Linked DNA regions of Homo sapiens: region 1 is linked to region 2. The links are chromatin loops, found by intact Hi-C in ENCODE. Cell type or tissue: K562. All regions are shown on one strand.

Evidence for each region. Hi-C counts contacts between places; a loop is a spot of excess contacts. Peaks named below come from ENCODE experiments on the same cell type or tissue, not always from the same donor. Only the 100,000 strongest peaks of a DNase experiment are listed, where the experiment ranks them.
Region 1: it touches region 2 in a loop (11-fold over the local background); 74 of 110 quality-filtered maps call a loop at or near these places.

The regions. Positions count from the first base shown.
Region 1 is chr9:120,980,401-120,982,900 of GRCh38, reverse strand. It overlaps C5 (complement C5), which reads left to right. Exons shown (of 41, transcript NM_001735.3): 26 at 87-246; 27 at 962-1,057. Among named protein-coding and RNA genes, the nearest start is that of C5-OT1, 29 kb to the right of the region's middle. In K562, a CTCF peak has its summit at 1,057 (motif pointing left); a DNase peak (open chromatin) is centred at 1,070; H3K4me3 peaks cover 237 bases.
Region 2 is chr9:121,054,655-121,057,154 of GRCh38, reverse strand. The region is part of intron 2 of LOC124902261 (a long non-coding RNA gene); the gene reads right to left. It also overlaps a transcript of C5 not described here. Among named protein-coding and RNA genes, the nearest start is that of C5, 5.6 kb to the right of the region's middle. In K562, no CTCF peak of the experiment used is centred here; a DNase peak (open chromatin) is centred at 1,314.

The DNA.
Region 1 (2,500 bases), 74 kb after region 2:
TTTAAAGAATAAAGTTGTATAAATTAATTGAAAGTCAAAAGGGATTCAGCGTTCTAAATATTTATTTATTTGATTTTGTCTTAAAGGTTAACAGCTTTTGCTTTAAGAGTACTTGGACAAGTAAATAAATACGTAGAGCAGAACCAAAATTCAATTTGTAATTCTTTATTGTGGCTAGTTGAGAATTATCAATTAGATAATGGATCTTTCAAGGAAAATTCACAGTATCAACCAATAAAATTACAGGTAAGGAAACCAAATGCACAAATTAGCAATAGTTTTATTTAGTTTGAGTTTTATTCTCATCTGATTATGGGAGGATGAAGAAGAAGAAGAAAAAAATGTAATTCTGCAAGAAATTCCTTTGTGAACAAGCAAAATATACAAAGGTCTTTCCCATAATATCTGAAGTGAAGCGATCTTCAGACAGTTCACTAGAGATCAGAGAAGTGATATCTTAGACCTCTCGTTTAACGGGGTGGAGGTAGATGGGCAAGTGAAAGCACTCAAGCGAGATAGACCCAGGGCTTATTGAGAAATGGGAAGCAGGAAGGGAAAGAGTGGGAGATAAGGCTTAAAACACAGAGTAGAGGCCAGGTGCGGTGGCTCACGCCTGTAATTGCAGCACTTTGGGAGGCCAAGGCGGGCGGATCATGAGGTCAGGAGTTCAAAACCAGCCTGGTCAATATGGTGAAACCCCGTCTCTACTAAAAATACAAAAATTAGCCGTGCGTGGTAGTGCACGCCTGTAGTACCAGCTACTCAGAAGGCTGAGGCCGGAGGATGGCTTGAACCCGGGAGGCGGAGGTTGCAGTGAGCCAAGATCAAGCCATTGCACTCCAGCTTGGGTGACAGAGTGAGACTCCATCTCAAACAAACAAACAAAAAACAGAGTAGAATCAGGTCATTTCGCCTTAAAGACACCATTTCACTCCCCTTTTAAAACATTGCTTCTTTTTAGGGTACCTTGCCTGTTGAAGCCCGAGAGAACAGCTTATATCTTACAGCCTTTACTGTGATTGGAATTAGAAAGGCTTTCGATATATGCCCCCTGGTGGTAAGTAAGAGTTTTCTTTCTCTCACACCCATCATCTATTTCTGTACTATATACTGGAGGGGCCACCAATCAGAAGACCTTTTGTTTCAAAAGCTTCTTTTCCTTCTTTCCAATAACTTGAAAATAACTTAAACTCCAGAATTGAAAGATTTCAGAACAATGATAGATATTAGAGACCACCTAGTCCAACCTACTCATCGGCAGTTGAGAAAGCTGAGGACTAAGTAAGGTGAATTCAGTTTCCCAGTGTCACAGGCTAATAAATTGTAGAGCTGGGTCTAAAACTGATAGCTGGGACTGGGATGGAAGAATGATCCAGTGCCCCCAGCTTCTCTGTCTTATCTTTGCTAAATCCTGCTTTATATGTTACTGTTATCCTATAGTGAAAGCATTCTGTATCATGCAAGTACTGAGGATACACAACAGCAAATGTGTATCCTCCAAATCCTTCCAAACAACATTTGCTTGGAAACGGGAGAAAAGTGATGAGCCACCTAAGTAAATCAACATAGAAGATTTCCAAGGTTGAGATGGAAAATCTCAAGTGGATTTGCAAAACTGGAAGCACAAAACAAAACCATTTGTTTTCAGTTTGTTTCAGAAGCTTAACAAGACAAAATAATCAATGAAGACTAGTTCCCAGGCACCTAGTGGCCACATGGGTGAGAGATGCATGTGGAGCTGGGAGAGGAGGCAGGCAGGATGTTAGCAGCATCGCAGCAGGCTTTCTGCTGGCCCACTTGCCCAACACAACCATTTTGGTGGCGTCAGGACTAGTGATCGGGACTATTTACCCAGGCATTCTTAGGATCTAAAAGTACTGTGGCAGTTAGGGTTTCTTTCTGCTACTTATTGTTTTATTTATTTATTTTTTTAAGTGTAACTCCTTTTGAACCTGTGTGCCTGTTGCAACTACGCTGAGAGGGAACAATAAAAGTTGTGTCTATGGGCCGGGTGCAGTGGCTCACGCCTGTAATCCCAGCACTTGGGAGGCCGAGGCGGGCGGATCACAAGGTCAGGAGATTGAGACCATCCTGGCGAACACGGTGAAACCCCGTCTCTACCAAAAATACAAAAAAAAAAAATTAGCCGGGCGTGGTGGCGGGGCGCCTGTAGTCCCAGCTACTCCGGAGGCTGAGGCAGGAGAATGGCGTGAACCTGGGAGGCGGAGCTTGCAGTGAGCCGAGATCGCAGCACTGCACTCCAGCCTGGGCGACAGAGCGAGACTCCGTCTCAAAAAAAAAGAAAAAAAAAGAAATTGTGTCTATGCTCGGTGCCTTTTCTTCCTGGAGGCTAGGTCTGACGGTGTACTCAGAAACTAAAGGCACAAAACCTCTAAAAGGAAAGTGAGAATTCAGAGGCAAAAAGCTTAACCTGATTTGGACAACCTCATTGTCCCTTCCAAGATTATGCTCTGCTCCTTCTCTCGGAGGGATTTGCTTC
Region 2 (2,500 bases):
TGTTTCTCCATGTCTGAAAAATAATTGTGCTGGATATAATATTCTAGGTTGGATGTTTCTTTTCCTCAGCACTTTGACTATGTCATCCCACAAGCCTGTAAAGTTTCTGCTAAGAAATCTGTTGCCAGATGTATTAGAGCTCCTTTATGTTACTTGTTTCTTTTCTCTTGCTGCTTTTAAGATCCTTTCTTTATCCTTGATCATTGAGAGTTTTATTATTATATGTCTTGAAGTAGTCTTATTTGGGTTGAATCTGCTCGGCATTCTTTGATTTTTTTGTACCTAGATATTCATATCTTTCTCTAGGTTTGGAAAGTTGTCTGTTATCATTTCCTTGAATAAACATTCTATCCCAATTTTTCTCTCTCTCTCTCTACATCCCCTTTAAGGCTAGTAACTCTTAAATTTGCTCTTTTGAGGCTATTTTCTAGATCTTGTAGGCATGCTTCATTCTTTTTTCTTTTTAGTTTTTTCCTTTTTCTCCTCTGTGTATTTTCATATAGCCTGTCTTCACAAATTCTTTATTTTGCTTGATCAAGTCTGCTATTGAGAGACTCCAGTGCATTTTTCAGTTTATCAATTGAATTTTCTATCTCCAAGATTTTTTAAAAGAAATTTTCATATTTTATTGATAAAATAATACGTAGTCACAAATATTGGGGGAAGAAATGTAGCCATACACTTCTTTGTCTTAGTAATCTATATTTTAGCCAGCTCCAGAATTTCCATTTGATTTAAAAAATTTCAATCTCTTTGTTAAATTTATCTGATAGAATTCTGAATTTCTTCACTGTTGTCTTGAAGTTCATTGAAGTTCATCAAGGCAGCTATTTTGAATTCCCTGTCTGATTAGTCATATATCTTCAACACTCCAGGATCGGTCAATGGTGCCTTATTCAGTCCATTCAGTGAGGCCATGTTTTCCTGGATGTTCTTGATAATTGTGGATATTCGTCCATGTCTGGGCCTTGAAGATTTAGGTATTTATTCCCATCTTTATAGTCCAGGCTTGTTTGTCCCTGTCCTTGAGAAGGTTTTCCAAGAATTCAAAGGGGATTGAGTTTTGTGGCCTAAGCCTGTGGTTACTGCAGCCATCTCAGCACTTGGGGGTGCCCTAAGCCCAGGAACACTGAAACTCTTACAGACTCTTAGGTACACAGCCTTGGTGTATCTAAGACTTGGGAAGATAGGGGAGAATTCCCTGGGTTACCAGGCAAAGTCTCTTTCTCTCTTCCCTCTCTTTCCCAAATCAGAAGGCATCTCTCTCCAGGCTTGGCTAACTGGAGCTGGGGGAGGAGTGATGCAGACACTCTACTGGCCACAGCTGGCATTACACTGGGTCATACCTGAAGCCCATGGCCTTCCAGACCAGCTCTGTATTGGGGCTCACCAAGGCCTGCAGCCACTACTGCCTGGTTATGCCTGCAGCTAATGTTTATTCAAGGCCCAAGGCCACATTAGTCAGCAGATGGTGAATCCTGCCAGGACCAAGTCCGTACCAACCGGGCAGTGGATTCCCTTCTGACCCAGGATGGGCCTAGAAACACTATCCAGGAACAAAGCCTGGAATCGGGGGCTTCGGGAATCTGTTTGATGTTTTATCGTATTGTGGCTAAGCTGATACCCAAGTTGCAAGACAAAGTCCTCTGTGCTCTTCTCTCTTCTTTCCCCAAGCAGAAGGAATCTCTCCCCAAGCATCAGTACCTGAAGTTTGGGAAGGAGTGACATACATACTCCTGTGGCTGCCACAGCTAGTGTTAAACTGTGTTGCACCCTAAGTCCACTGCCTCCAAGACCAGGACAGCACTAGACCTTGCCCAAGGACTTGCTAACAGAGGAAAAAAAATCTGTGAAATATTTCAGAGTGGAATATTTTGAGCCAATATGAGTGATCATGGTCTTGGGAACAGTCTTAAGAGGTTCTGAGGAAGTATGCCTGAAGCAGGTAGGTTATAGTTTGGTTTTATACATTTCCAGGAGAAAAGAGTTACAGGCGAAGACATAAATCGATACATGGAAAGTATATATTGATTCAGCCCAAAAAAGCAGGACATCTCCAAGCAGGGACTTAGTAGTTATAGGTGGGTCTTAAGGATTCTTCAGTTGACAATTGGTTGAGAGGGTTAAGCTATTGTCTAAAGGCTTAAAGTCAATAGTAAGTAATGCTTGAGTTAAAGGAGGTTGTGGGGTCCAAGGTTCTTGTTACGTTGATGAATCCTCATAGGTAGCAGCCCTCCGAGAGAATCAATGGCAAACGTCTGTCTCTTTGCAGACCTTTGAGATGTCAGACTCTCAGTTCAACTCTGCCAGAACTGGGAAAAGCCTAGAAAGGGAAGGCCTGGTTGCATTAATGGAGATTATCTACAGATGCAAATCTCACTCACAAAAGATAGCTTTGCAGGGCCATTTCAAAATATGTCAAATAAATATATTTTGAGGTAAAATATTTTTATTCCCTACAGGGTCTGCTATCTGTCATGTGATGCTATATCAGAGTCAG